Linked DNA regions of Homo sapiens: region 1 is linked to region 2. Evidence: read pairs that join two places in POLR2A ChIA-PET (ENCODE). Cell type or tissue: B cell. All regions are shown on one strand.

Region 1 (8,000 bases), 58 kb after region 2:
AAAATAAATAAATAGTGGCATATGCTTCCAATTTATAGGAATATGTCCAAAGGATTTTTCCAGATCAAATTAATCTCTTAAGAAAAGAGATAATTTCTTTTTATTTTATCTTTTTTATTTTATTTTGTTTTTGAGACAGAGTCCCACTCTGTCACTCAGGCTGGAGTGCTATGGCATGATCTCAGCTCACTGCAACCTCCGCCTCCTAGGTTCAAGCAATTCTCCTGTCTCAGCCTCCCAAGTAGCTGAAATTACACGCACATGCTACCAAGCCCAGCTAATTTTTGTGTTTTTAGTAGAGACAGGGTTTCACCGTGTTGGCCAGGCTGGTCTCGAACTCCTGGCCTCAAGTTATCCGCCCACCTCGGCCCCCCAAAGTGTTGGGATTACAGGTGTGAGCCACCACACCAGGCCAATTTTTAAAAAAAATATTAGATCTCTATCATGTTTAAAAAAAATTTTTTTTGGTCATTTATCTTTTGATTTTATGGTAATTTTTGCTATAAAGGAACTGCATTAATTCATTTAACAAATCTGAGTATCTACCAAATTATTGATTTGCAGATGTATCAACAAAAAATAGATAAAAATTCCTGCTCTGAAGGAGCTTACATTATACTAGACAAACGTGAGGTTTCTTTTTTCTTTTACATTTCAATCTTGCATATATCTAGAATTAGGTATAACTTTTTTCTACTTTTCTACTTTTTTCCGGGGTAGACTTTGGTCTGCAACCCTGTAATCTCAAACTTCTACTATTGTACTGACAAACTTTCTGGAAAACAATTTTGCAATGAATTTCAAAAGCTTAAAGAAAAAAAAAGTCTTAAAAATATATTTGCAAATATACTCAGCAATTTCACTGCTTAGAACTTAATAGAAATAATTAAGGATATTCACAGAGATCAGGATAATCATCACAGTATTAGAAAACTGGAAACAACTCAACTGTCCAATCATATGTAACTGATTAAACACCTTATGGTACTTCTATACAATGTAAATAACATACAATCACTAAAAATCATGTTTTATAAATTATGTAAGTTAAAATGATATATCTTGCTTAAAATTAACAATTATAAAAGGGTATGAACAATATGATCGGTATACTTTAAAAAATATAGATGGGTCTATACCAAAACATTAATGGTGGTTATCTCTAGATTATAAAGTTGGAGGCAATCTTATCCCTTTTTTGCTTCTCTGTTTCTCCATATTTTCTACTAAATTCTGTTTTTTAAGTGGCTGGGCAAAGTGGCTCACACCTATAATCCCAGCACTTTGAGAGGCTGAGGCAGGAGGATCACTTGAGGCCAGGAGTTTGAAACCAGCCTGGGCAATACAGAGAGACTCCCAATTCTACAAAAAAATTTAAAAATTAGCTGGGAGCGGTGGCACATTCAGCCTGGGAGGCTGAGGTTGCACTGAGCCATGCATTCATGCAATTGATGGCCAATTGCACCACAGCACTCCAGCCTAGGCACCATGGCAAGACCATATCTCTTAAAAAAAAAAAAAAAAAGTCATAATGAGTCAACAGAGAATACATAATTAATAAAATTAATAAAACCCAAAAGGTGTTGACTTTTATTTTAATCTTTAATACAAAGACTATATATAATAGAACAAGAGTCAAAGTGTATTTAACAGTTTAACAGCTTTTTTCTCCAAATAAAGTTTTGTTTGAGACAGGGTCTCAAACAAACTCTGTCACCCAGGCTGGAGTGCAGTGGTGTGACTGTAGCTCACTACAGCCTCGAATTCCTGGACCCAAGCAATCCTTCCACCTCAGCCTCCTGAGTGCCAAGGACTACAGGCACTCACCATCATGCTTGGCTAATTTTTTATTTACTTATTTTTGTAGAGACAGGTTCTTACTATTTTGCCCAAGCTGGTCTCAAACTCCTGGCTTTAAGCGAGCCTTCTACCTCAGCCTCCCAAAGTACTTGAGTTACAGGCATGAGTCACCATGACTGGTCCAAGTAAAGTATTGTGACAATTCTACTGTACAAGAACACTCTATTTACATTTGCAAAGTGCCATTAGATCATTAAAATTAAAGTATATTTAGAGTTAGTTACCTATCAAGAGCTTCCTTGAAGTACTTCCTCTGGACATCAAACTGAAAGACAGTGCGTTCACAATCAGTTGAGGCATTATCACTACCCCCATGCTTCTTCAGGAAGGCATCAAATCCATTCTCATCTGGATATTTCAAACTACCCATGAATACCACTAAATGGAAAGAACACAAAGTCACACAACACAAAGATATAGAAAATATTTTTATCACACATGAACTTTCTTATATGCATAGAAAAACTGAAAGAAAATAGACCAACACATCAAATGGTTATGTCTGAATTCTTTTTTTTTTCTTTGAGACAGAGTCTCACTCTGTTGCCCAGGATGGAGCACAGTGGTGCAATCTTGGCTCACTGCAAACTCTGCCTCCTGGGTTCAAGTGATTCTTGAACCTCCTGGGTTCAAGTGTCTCAGCCTCCCAAGTAGCTGGATTACAGGCACTTGCCACCATGCCTGGCTAATTTTTTGTATTTTTAGTAGAGATGGGGTTTCACCAGGTTGCCCAGGCTGGTCTCCAACTCCTGACCTCAAGTGATCTGCCCACCTCGGCCTCCCAAAGTGCTGGGATTACAGGCGTGAGCCACCACACCTGACCCTAAATAATACTTTCTTCATTACATTTGATTTTGTAACTTTCTATTATGCTCATGTTACTTTTATACTAAAAAAAAAAAATTTCATCTTTAAAGAAAGATAAGACGAACATATAACTTATAAAGAGATCACAAATATATTTAAGTCTAAATAGATTAAAATTCACCTTTTATTAATTAGATTAAAATTCAAACAAATTCACAAACATATATGCAGATTAACTGCTACTGCTGTTACAACTTAATCTCTTCAATTAAATTTAAGGAGATTAAAATTTAAGCACAAACATATGCAGATTAATGGCTACTATAAAAATTCACAAAGTAAGAAGTATACCCTCAAATACTTTAGAAAACCAGACCATTAAAAAAAGAGTAATTTAAAATAAATATTTGTAAAATAAAAATAAATATTTGTAACTATATAACATCCACATAGAGTTTTTTTGTTTGTTTGTTTGTTTTTGAGCTGGAGTCTCGCTCCGTCACCCAGGTTGGAGTGCAATGGCGTGATCTCGGCTCACTGCAACCTCCGCCTCTTGGATTCAAGTGATTCTCCTGCCTCAGCCTCCAGAGCAGCTGGAACTCTAGGTGTGCGCCACCATGCCCGGCTAATTTTTGTGTTTTTGTAGAGATGGAGTTTCACCATGTTGGCCAGGCTGGTCTCGAACTCCTGACCTCAGGTGATCCACCTGCCTTGGCTTCCCAAAGTGCTGGGATTACAGGAGTGAGCCACCGCGCCCGGCCCCGTGTAAGTTTTATTTAGGTACATTCCAAATTAAATGAAAAGCTTCTATTGTTTTGTTTTTATATTAATCATGCCTTTTGAATTTCTAGGTTTTTTTTGTTTCTTGTTTTTTTTTTTTTTTTTTTGAGACAGTCTTGCTCTATCACCCAAGCTGGAGTACAGTGGCACAGCCTCAGCTCACTGCAACCTCTACCTCCCAGGTTCAAATGATTCTCTTGCCTCAGATTCCCAAGTAGCTGGGACTACAGGTGTATGCCACCACGCCCAACTAATTTTTGTATTTTTAGTAGAGATGGGGTTTCACCATGTTGGCCAGGCTGGTCTCGAACTCCTGACTTCAAGTGATCCACCCACCTCAGCCTCCCAGAGTGCTGGGATTACAGGCGTGAGCCACCTCACCCAGGGAATTCCTGTATTTCTGATGTTTGGCTGGGGGCCTTGCTAACCCTGGAAGGGACTGCCCTCCCCAGGACTGGTCATTTCCTAGAAAATGGCAATCATCTCCTGATCCGTTGGCCTTAACATAGCTCAACAATAGTGACATCTACAGTTTAAAAGTTTTCTGTGTGGTTTCATTCTAACTCTCAATATAAGTACACTCAGATTGTTTCCCCCACGATATTCATAAATCAAGGATTTTTTCTTAGCCTTTTCTCTTGCTAAATATATCATACTTCTGTCAAATCACTTGCTAATCTTTGATATCAATTCATATAAGTTTGGAGGGGGGAAAAAAACACACCAGGAATGATATTTTACAAATTCTTACTGTGCTCCAAAAAGTGTGCCAGCCCCGGCAGGTCATCTGGATCAGCGAAACTCCCAACTCCAACACAAAGAGCCGCTGCAGACTGGAGTAATTAGAACACATACAAATAGTTGAGTCAACCCTAAAGGAATAATATTCGCATCTTATCTTAAGGATTCATTTGGAGATGGATGTTTTCCAATAGGAGTAACAAAATTCTTTCCCTGAGAATCAGGAGGAGCAGCAAAGTGAAACTCACCAGAACTGTGTCAGTTTCACCCTGCTGCTCCTCCGCTTGCCATCCTGCCAAATGCTGAACAGGTGCAGACCTAAGGAAAAAAAGCAGAAACAGACAGAAAAAAAGGGAAGAGGGACTGGACAGCCCACCCAAATATCATTTCATGTCAGCATTTCATAATTCTGAACCAAGTTTTTTCCCTGAATTACTAGATTTTGGAAATCTGCGGAAGTAACATATCTAGATAGATATCTCTGAAGATCTCTAAGCAATTAAAAGCTTTGTGTTGAGTGACTCAGTTACTAGATGTGAAACCTGTCAACATGTAACTTAGAAAATTTTGTTAAGATAGAATAAGATAACATTTTAGGAAAACATCTAACAAAAATAGTAAGTGATAAAAAAAGATAAAATCGGTAGCTATTAAAAAGTATAACTAAATTTTAAAGAGGCTTTTTAGTTCTTCACTTCTAATTGAAGATATACAGCATATATTACTTATCAGTATATATTCTCCCAATACTTTGGGAAAATCAGAGTTTTTAACAAAATTGATGGCCAAGAGGTACACCAAACTGCACTTAAAATGATTGGGACTTTTTTTTTTTTTTTTTTTTAAGACAGGGGTCTTGCTATGAGGCCCAGGCTGGTCTCAAACTCCTGGACTCAAACAATCCTCCCACCTCAGCCTCTCAAAGTGCTGGGATTATAGGCGTGAGCCACTGCACCCGAACTATTGGGGCATAATTACAGTAAGTTAAAAGACAAAAAAAGGAGAAAAAACGGTCAATTTGAATCCTTGAAGATAGAAAGGCGAATTATTAACTTTCCCAAATTTGTTTTCTTCAAACTTTTGTAAATGTCAATTTTACAGGGCTAACATATTTGGTGAAACAGATTGTTTTAATAAACAGTTACCTCTTAAAAAAGAGCTTTTCAAAAATAGCATGTACCTGGCATAAAGTCTAGCCATGTGTCAGAAAATGAGTGTGTTTTCAGAAGAACCAAACAGCCTCACTTGATACTATAAACCCCATTTTGAAGACTTAGGCACATAAACTCAGTTAAAACATTGGGGAATATCCAGTTCTTCAAACCACAATCTAACCTGTTCTGTGATGTTTTAATAGGTGCCTAACCTGCTTTCAGCTCCAACTACCCCATAAAGATTTCTTGTCTCGACCAGCAGGGTTGAAGACATTTTTGAATAAGTTGACTTAAACCACAGTCTATCAGTCAGCTTTGACCACAGCAAAAACAGGCTCTGCAATTGCTAGAAAAGAAATTCATACTTGAGAATTTTCTACCTAAAAAATTCAGACCTGAGAAATTCATACTTGAGAACTGAATTAAGAAAGCCCTGAACAAATCTTAATTCAATGTATATCATATTCAAATTTCAACCTTGTTAATTTATCAAACTTTTAAAATCAAGAACAACTTCTTTTGGGAGGAGGAAAACGGAGAGGGATAAAAAAGATGCCTCAGAAAAGTAGTTAACTTCTTAATTAGGTAAATGTTATTCAAAAAACGATCAAATATCTTTCTTCTCAATTCCTTTATTAATTCTCACATTTACCTTAAACAAGTTTCACACATTTTTCAAATAAAACTTAGATCATAAAACCACTCTTAAGCCACCTCTTACCAAGGCTAATCTACTTTATTTCCTTTTTTCAGAGAGTTATTCAACAAATATAAACATTTACCACTTACGATCGTGGGATCTTTCCTTTCACTAGTGAACCCATTGCTTCTGAATCAAAACAATTTCTCGTCTTCAAACTACTTAGGTTCCACTGTCCCGGTAGGATAATCCATAAAATTAGCTGTCAATATCTTATAAGGATTATATCACACTGAGTTCTCAGAAAAGAAAGGTAGCATCTAAGCCATTTTAAAAACGATCACTAGACTCTGACCCTGCTGCTAGAAAAGATCAACTTAGAATTTGATCTACCTAAGCAAAATAAAAAGGGGTACCAAAAAGGCTGAACAGACATGTTCATTTGTCAAAGGTGTTCACAATTGCTGTATAAATCTAAAGTATTTTATAATGTCTTGACATTTAAAATGCCTGTCGAGACAATTTTTAACTGTTTTTAAATGCTTTGTCAGTTAATAGGAAATATAAACAAGTCAGATCATGGGAAAAGCTACTTACAGATAGATGGAAAGATATAGAAAAAAAGTATAGATAAGAAGTATTCAGTTAAGAAGTTATAACATGGTCTGGCTTAGAGCTAAAATAGGCCTCAGAATTTTATATTCTTGTTTTAAAACTGAGAAAAAAAAGAAAGAAAATGAAAACACCTAAAATCACGCAGAAAGAAAGGAACAGAGCCAGAAGTAGAACCCAGGTTTCCTGACTGTCAGTGTTCTTTTTTTTTGTGACTTTTATAATTTCTTCCTATTAATGCTCTATTTGGAATTATGAGATCTATTTTAAGTTAAAAGTGAATCTATTAATTTCCAATCTGTTCATAGAGACCTTAGCATACAGACTATCAAGTGACATATATATACCTTTTTTTCCCCCAGTGTTTTGATGTTCATCTCTACAGCCTTCCAAGTTAAAACTATTTAATACTTGGTCTATCATGCTACCCAAAAACAGGATCACTAATAATCTGAGTAGTAAACAGGAAAAAGCTTCTTAAAAATATTACTCAATCCAACAACTTAGTAAAAAACTGGTACAATCTTTCTTTTTAAAAAATAATTTTTTCCAAGAAGAATAACTATTAAATCATATCTACTACTTATACCTCAACTCTTCCCACCTTTAAGGGTGACCACTTTTTTTCTTTTTCTTTTTTTTTTTTTTTTTGAGACAAAGTCTCACTCTGTTGGCCAGGGTGGAGTGCAGTGGTGTAATCAAAGCTCACTGCAACCTTAACCTCCCTGGGCTCAGGTGATCCTCCCATCTTCAGCCTGTCAAGTAGCTGGAACCACAGGCATGTGCCACCACACCCAGCTAATTTTTTTTAATGTTTTAGAGAGACAGGGTTTCACCACATTACCTAGGCTAGTCTCAGAACTCCTGGACTCAAGTGATCTGCCCATCTCGGCCTCTTTGTATGTAGACTGTACCATGTTGAATATATTATCAATATTCAAGAAACTAGCTTTAACTAACTTTTGCTGGTCAATTCCACTGTACTGGCTCCGAAAATTATCCTCTGGGTACTCCCTACTATGAAAATGGAGGTATTCTTCAAAAGATATTAAGAAATTCTCCCTATCAAGACTTATTTATCTATCCACTGATGGTTGTTACATATTAAATAAGCTTAACTGCCCAGTTTCTATTTCAACTCTTCCAAAGTACTTATTTGTCCAGACCTTTGCGTTCCCATATAAAGTGCTAAATCAAACTCAATTATCTAATTATCTATATAGAAGCCACCCATACAATAACTCTTAGAGCCCTAGGCCCATGTAAAGATTTCACACTAGCCCCATTCTTTTCTTCTTCTTTTTCCAGTCTCACCAAGGATAACATACTCTTATTTCTCTAATCCAGGCTAAGAATTCTGCAGCTCCTCATCTACCAGTATTTGTTTTTAAAACATATAATGTATA
Region 2 (8,000 bases):
GTTTGTCCCCGGAATTGCTTCAGTAATCATTAGATTGTACAGCTGCTGGCGTTGTTGTTGTTGTTGTTGTTGTTGTTGTTGTTGTTGTTAGGAAGGACGTTGTTTTCCAGGAGTGGCTCATTAGGCTTCCTGTTGAATCTCATTGGCCAGTATCAGGCATATGCTCGTGCCTAAACCTGCCACTGGCAAGGGGGAGGCTAAATGATTGGTTTAAATGAATCCACATTCACCCCTTGAGACGTGGAAGAGAAGGCCATGGCAGCCCACAGCTGAACCTGAACTGAATCAGAGTTCTTGGGGGTGAAGCATGGATGGGGAGAGGCAACCAGATGTATTTGCCACAATCAAGTTTGTAATTCTTGCCTCACATAATTTTCTCTGCCAAATAAACCATATTTGAGTCCATAGCTGCTAAAAGCTTGTTATATTATAAATGATATTATCATAATTATTTTTTACTGAATGTGTTTAAAATAAGTCATTTTTGAAATTTTTATTGGCACAAATGGCTGTGATTGCCAACAGATTCTGAAATCTTGGTTCCTTTTATGCATTCCAAAGTATTGTTACAATAATGCCTTAAATTTGTGTCTTTTATAAGAATGTTTTCTCACTTCAGATACTTTCCAAAAAGAGTTTGTTTTCCAAATACTTTGTAGTTTTTAAAAATACTACACAGTCACATCCCATTTAACCTCACTCAGTCTTTAAAATAAAAGAACCCTAACATATAAGCAGGGCATGTAATTATCTTCCTTTTCAGGTACTTAGAGAAATTGAGTTAATTTTTCAGGGCCTCCTCACAGCTAAGAAGAGGCTAAACAAGCTCTTGAACCCAGGTTGAAGACAGCTAAACCCAGCTCTCTTCATCACTGTTACAGCAGTTTGACTTAATAGCATGTATCAGTATAGCACTACAAACATTGAAGAAAATCTGTTAAATAAGAGTTCTCAGAAAAATCCTAAGTAGAAGAAAAAAATATTTATTTTTTTTAAATTACGTGTGAAATTAAACTTTTTAAAAATGTTTTTTGGCTGTTCAGTTCCTTTGTCCATTTATCTACTGGAGTAGTGATCTTCATCTTGAGTTGTAAGAGCTGTTTATACATTAAAGGTATTTATCCATGTTTTCTTCTTCAGCATTTTTACTCGGTGGTTTATAATTCTGCGTTATCTAAAGTGGTAAGAAGTTGTACCAAGGCAGTATATAAGCTTCCCTGCTAATCTAACCCTATTTGGATTATGAATTTACATGTTCTGTGGAAGAAAAATGTTTACCTAAAATTTAAATGCTGAGAGTCTGATAATAGAGATTCTAAGTGTTACAGTCTTAGTGTCCCTTTCCAAGCTTGTGTTCATCAGCCCACTTTATATTTTCATTATATGTCCAGCCACACTGGTTCACTGATTAATCCCTGTCACACCCCTCTTCCTATCCTTTCCTTGTCTTTTTTTTTTTCTCCCGTCTCCATGTCTTGTTCTTTTATCACAGCCTTACTCTTCTTTAAGGCTTTTCTCTAGTGCCACCTCAATAAATTGTTTCCCAGCTCTGCCCTCATTCTGTTCCCCCAAACAGAGCATGATCTTTCCTTGAACTGAACTTCCAGGGTGCTTAGAGCATTCTTGTATGATGTTTGTCACATTCCACCTACAATTTAAATGCTCTTGTTATTCTCTCATACTTACCTTTGTCTCCACCATAGCTTGCTTGCATTTATTTATTTATTTATTTATTTAGAGATGGGGTCTTGCTCTGTCACCCAGGCTGGAGTATAGTGGTGCAATCTTGGCTCACGGCAACCTCTGCCTCCTGGGTTCAAGTGATTCTCCTGCCTCAGCCTCTCGAGTAGCTGGGACTACGGGTGTGCGCCACCACACTCAGGTAATTTTTGTATTTTTAGTAGAGACGGGGTTTCACTGTGTTGGCCAGGCTGGTCTCGAACTCCTGACCTCGGGTGATCCACCCACCTCAGCCTCCCAAAGTGCTGGGATTATAGGCACAAGCCAGTATGCCCAGCCTCCACCACAGCTTTTAACACAGGACCTTGAATATAGTGGATATGTAGTTATTACTAAATGTTAAGAAATTTTTGCTTACTCTGGGGTGTTCTACTTCGTAATGAATAATTGATAATCTGATACTCATTTCAAAAACTCTTCTCCCATTCCCATTCTCTAATGAAATTCTTCTCTTTTTTTCATTGGTTAATCATCTTTCTCATGTCTTCCCGTATTCCAGTTTGTTGGTTCCCAGTCTGTATTCTTTTCTTCTTTTTGTTTATTCCTTTAATTGCTCATTTAAAAGTTTCTTACTGTGTAAATAGTAGTGAGAGCGCGAGTGTGAATAAAACTTAATTCTTGGATTGTAGGTGCTCATCATGTATTTCCTATACACTTGTCTAATGATGATAGAGCAACAGCAGTAGAAAGTGCACACACGCCCCAAACTCAGATCCAGTTTGAATTCCACATTAATAATGGGACAATTAATAGTGGGACGCTGAGCTTCATATTTCTTCACTGTAATAATTTCTTCATCATAGGGCTATTGTAATATAATATGTATGTAATATACAAATAATAAAATAATGTATATGTAATGTCCAGCAGATAGGAGGCATCAAAGGATTCCTCTGAGTGAGTTTGTTGAGTAGTTTGTTGTTGTTACTATACTTAGGGAGAAAAAGGAAGTTTCACAGAGGAAGTGACATTTGAACATTCAAAAGTCTTTCTCTGTTTTTGATCTGCTAGGCAGGTTAATGGTCATTTCTGAATCTGACAGGTTGAGAATTAGTTTTTGGAGCATGCCTGGGCAATATGTGGTGGATGTTACCATGATTTGAATGAGGTGGTGTTTTGTTTTGTTTTCTTTTTTTTTTTTTTAGTCTGTTTATCTGAAGAGAAATTTGATCTTCAAGGGTCAAATGTGTATGTTTTTCAGGTAGTTCTTCCAACGTTTATTCTTGAAAGAAGATCTCTTTTAGAAATGTATGCAGACTTTTTTGCACATCCGGACCTGTTTGTGAGGTATTTGACTGAACATGGTAGTTTCCAACGTTTACAGATGTTACTCAGCAGCTTTCTGCCTTTTATTTTGCAGGATAGATGGATTCCTTGTCACCTTTCAAACATTTCTGGGTATTCTGTGGTATTGAATAATGTGTTTACACTGGTTGCCTGTTTGCTTAAAGTTATATGGTGGCGATGTTAGGCAACCAAGTTTAACACTTTAAAAAATTCTCAAGAGCCCGTTAATAGGTAGCCAATATTCACAAGGCCAATGGTATAAGTTTATTTAATCCAGGCACTGGCAATCACTGTCAAATTATTTGTACTATATCCTAATGAAGCTTAATTTTCTGAGTTCAGCAAACCTTTCCAAAGCACCTGTTGTTTGCTAGGCACTTTCTTACAAGTTGGAGAAAGGAAAAGTCATGTCTGCCCTTGAGCTTACAATATAGTATCCAAATTATAGATGATTTATAAATTTTAAATATAAAGCTTGCAATATTATATATGTGTATATGTATGAGATAGAAGTAATGTAAAGGTGAAATTGATTTACAAGGAGGTGAGTTCACATTGCCTTTCGCTGGTAGCAGGAAATTTTTTTGTAATGGGGAATGTTGTTAGTTCGTCTTCTCTGCATTCCTTAGTCTCAGACTGTGGTTTACTGAAGCTAGATACATATCACTGAAGTTTCTTGCTGGGTGGATACATTGGCTGACATTGATAAATATATATTTTTTTTTTCTTGATGAAGATTTAAAAGAATAACCAATTCCCCAAAGGCAGAAATTTAAATAAATATGGCAGTGTTTAAATTAACAGATAATTTAAGAAGTAAAATTTAAGCATTTATTAGTAACGTGTAAGCAAAAATGGAACGTACCAGTTGTTCATTGGGTATAGATTTGAGATTTAAGGGTAGTTTTTATGTGTGAGAATTTAAACTTTGAGGCCCCCAGAACTATTTACAGGCCAGTTGCAGTGGCTCATGCCTGTAATCCCAGCACTTTGGGAGGCCAAAGTAGAAGGATTGCTTGAAGCCAGGAGTTTGAGACCAGCCAGGGCAACACAGCACAACCCTGTCCCTACAAAAAAAAATTTTTAATAATAAGCCAGGCTTGGTGGTGTGCACCTGTAGTTCCAGCTACTTGGGAGGCTAAGGCAGGAGGGTCATGCAGTCCCAGCAATTTGAGGCTGGGACTGTGAGCTATAATCACACCACTGCAGCTTGGGTGACAGAGCAAGACCCTGTCTTAAAAAAAATAAAAGTACAGTTCAAAAGCCAGTAGATAAGATTAAACGGAATCATACAAATACTCCATTAATTCTAAGAAAGGAGAAAAGGAGAAATAATGGCATGAACAAGGAACAAAGGGGGCATGTAGAAAACCTATTAAAATGGTAGAGTTAATCCCAACTATATCAACAGTTACCACTCCATTTAATGTCAGACTGGATTAAAAAAGCAGGATTTATCTATATGATATTTTCAAGAGAGAAACTTTAAAGACACTGGTTAAAAGTAAAAGGATGGAAAATGAGATACTATGCAAAACACTAAACATAGCAAAAACTGGTGTATCTGTATAAGTATCAAAGGAGACTTTTAAGACAAGAAATATTATTAGAGACAAATAGGAATATTTTGTAATGATAAAAGCATCTATTTATCAAGAATAAATAATACTCCTAAATATGTATGTACCTAATAACACAGCTTCAAAATACATGCAGCAACAAAAATTGACTAAAAAGAGAAATAGCCAAGTCCACAAATTCATCCGTCAGGGTCTCATGAAGCAAGTAGCCTCTGCCTTCACCACCTCCCCGCCCCCCCAAAAAATCAGGAAGGCTATAGAAGATTTAAACAGCATATCAAATCAACTTGACCCAGTTGGCCTTTCTAAACACTACCCAACAATTGTATAACACAGAGTCTTTTCCAGGTGCATGTGAAATGTTTATCAAGATAGAACATATATAGGGAAGTCTTAATAAATTTAAAATAATTGGAATCATACAGGGTGTATATTCTACACCCATGAATTAAATTAGTAATTGATAACATACAGAAAATCTCCAATTATTTGGCAATTAAGCAATGCACTTACATGGACTTAATCTATGATACTAGAAACCAGAAGCAGTGTTTGCCTCAGAGTAAGTAAGATGTGGCGATTGTTTGGAAAGGGAGATATGGAAACTTTCTGGATTAATGGAAATATTCTGTTTTTTGATTAAGTGACGATTAATTAAATAGATATATACGTTTGTCAAATCCTCAAGCAAAACACTAAGACCCAGGCACATAGACCAATGGAACAGAATAGAGAACCCAGAAATAAAGCCAAATACAGCCAACTGATCTTTGACAAAGCAAACAAAAACATAAAGTGGGAAAAGGACACCCTTCTCAACAAATGGTGCTGGGATAACTAGCAAGCCACATGTAGAAGAATGAAATTGGATCCACATCACTCACCTTATACAAAAATCAACTCAACATATATCAGAGACTTAAATCTAAGACCTAAAATCATAAAAATTCTAGAAGATAACATTGGAAAAACTTCTGGACATTGGCCTAGGCAAAGACTTTATGACCAATAATCCAAAAGTGAATGCAACAAAGATAAATAGATGGAACTTAGTCAAATTAAAAAGTTTCTGCACAGCAAAAGAAATAACAGAGTAAACAGACAACCCAGAGAGTAGGAGAAAATATTCGCAAACTATGCATCTGGCAAAGGACTAATATCCAGAATCTACAAGGAACTCAAACAGATCAGGAAGAAAAAAAAACAAAAACAAAAACAAATAATCCCATCAAAAAGTGGGCTAAGGACATGAATAGACAATTATCAAAAGAAGATAATGATAATAAAATAAATGGTTGGCCGGGCGCGGTGGCTCACACCTGTAATCCCAGCATTTTGGGAGGCCAAGGCAGGTGGATCACGAGGTCAGGAGAGTGAGACCATCCTGGCTAACACAGTGAAACCCCGTCTCTACTAAAAATACAAAAAAATTAGCTGGGCGTGGTGGCAGGTGCCTGTAGTCCCAGCTACTGGGGAGGCTGAGGCAGGAGAATGGCGTGAACCCGGCAGGTGGAGCTTGCAGTGAGCCAAGATCGCGCCACTGCACTCCAGCCTGGACAACAGAGCGAGACTCCATCTCAAAAAGAAAAAAAAAAAAAAGGCCAACAAACATGAAAAAATGCTCAACATCACTAATTATCAGGGAAATGCAAATCAAAACCACAATGCAATAATACCACCTTACTCCTGCAAGAATGGCCATATTAAAAAAAAAAAAAATAGATGTTGATGTGGATATGGTGGAAAGGGAACACTTTTACACTGCTGGTGGGAATGTAAACTAGTACAACCACTATGGAAAACAGAATAGAGATGCCGTAAAGAACTGAAAGTAGATCCACCATTTGATTCAGCAGTCCCACTCCTGGGTATTTACTCAGAGGAAAAGAAGTCATTATATGAAAAAGACACATGCACACACATGTTTATAGCAGCACAATTTGCAATTGCAAAAATGGAACTAGCCCAAATGCCCATCAATCAACAAGCAAATAAAGAAAACGTGGCATATATATACTGTGGAATGCTACTCAGCCATAAAAAGGAACGAAATAATGGCATTCACAGCAATCTAGATGGAGTTGGAAACCATTATGCTAAATGAAGAGACTCAGGAATGAAAAACCAAGCTGGTGGCAAGCACCTGTAATCCCAGCTACTCGGGAGGCTGAGGCAGAGAATTGCTTGAACCTGGGAGGTGAGGTTACAGTGAGCCGAGATCACGCCACTGCACTCCAGCCTGGGTGACAGAGCGAGACTCCGTCTCAAAAAGAAAGAATGATACAGTGGACTTTGGGGCTTCAAGGGGAAGGGTGGGAGGGGTGTGAAGGATAAAAGACTACACATTGGATATAGTGTACACTGCTTGGGTGATGGGTGCACCAAAATCTCAGAAATCACCACTGAAGAAGTTATCCATGTAACCAAACACACCACCTGTTCCCCAAAAACCTGTTGAAATTAAAAAAAAAAGAAAAAACCACTAAGACCAATGCATTTAATTATATATATTATACTCAATTTTAAAATGAAACTGTAAGCTAACTCCTGGTCCTAGGTCCTCAGTCCTCTCAGCCTGACTTAGGTGGACCATGCTGGGGGTTGTTGCATCATCTTGTCTTGTACCAGAAAGCAGGACATTAAATTTTGTCTTTCTCCCTTGCAGCATTAGTGACCAGAAGGATCCCAAGGATCGAATGGTTCAGGTTGTGAAATGGTACCTCTCAGCCTTTCATGCGGGAAGGAAAGGATCAGTTGCCAAAAAGCCATACAATCCCATTTTGGGCGAGATTTTTCAGTGTCATTGGACATTACCAAATGATACTGAAGAGAACACAGTGAGTTCTGCATTGACATTTTTAAATTATCTTAATTGTATACTGATTCAAGATTTTATTTAGGGGCAAATAATAATGATGAAAGCAATGATCAAAAGATGGTCACCACCCATAGAAGAAATTGTTGTTAGAGCAGCATAGTTTGAATGTAGTGAGAAGGAGGAAAAAGAGTAGGATGAGATGAGGATGGGGATGTAGAAATCAGATCTTGCAAGGTCTTGTAGACCATAATATAATTTTATGGCTTTTCAGGATCTCATTTTTGTTTTGAGAAGATCAATAGAATGATTTTGTGAAAAATAAATTGAGAAGGGGCAAATATAGAAGCATGAAGACCATTGTGGAGGTTTTGACATTATTCCAAGAGAGACATGGTGATTCAAGCTTTATTTTGGAGGTAGAACTGATTGATGGATTGGGGGAGGTAAGGGAAAGGAGACATCAGAGATGAATCCTTGCATGTGGATGTAAGCAGTGGCAGTGTCATTTACTGATAAGGAAAAGATTGGATTTGGGGAGGGAAAAATCAAAAGCTAATATAAAATATAAAGTTTTA

Evidence for each region. ChIA-PET counts read pairs that join two places held together with the same protein. Peaks named below come from ENCODE experiments on the same cell type or tissue, not always from the same donor. Only the 100,000 strongest peaks of a DNase experiment are listed, where the experiment ranks them.
Region 1: POLR2A ChIA-PET joins it to region 2 with 5 read pairs; 3 of 35 experiments call an interaction of 5 or more read pairs at or near these places.

Annotation. Positions count from the first base shown.
Region 1 is chr1:51,831,933-51,839,932 of GRCh38, forward strand. NRDC (nardilysin convertase) reads right to left here. Exons shown (of 31, transcript NM_001101662.2): 3 at 4,199-4,280; 4 at 2,085-2,238. It overlaps MIR761 (microRNA 761), which reads right to left and starts at 4,470; the gene lies at 4,412-4,470. In B cell, no CTCF peak of the experiment used is centred here; no DNase peak of the experiment used is centred here.
Region 2 is chr1:51,773,892-51,781,891 of GRCh38, forward strand. OSBPL9 (oxysterol binding protein like 9) reads left to right here. Exons shown (of 24, transcript NM_024586.6): 15 at 2,942-3,027; 16 at 7,273-7,444. Among named protein-coding and RNA genes, the nearest start is that of MIR761, 59 kb to the right of the region's middle. In B cell, no CTCF peak of the experiment used is centred here; no DNase peak of the experiment used is centred here; H3K27ac peaks cover 1,012 bases.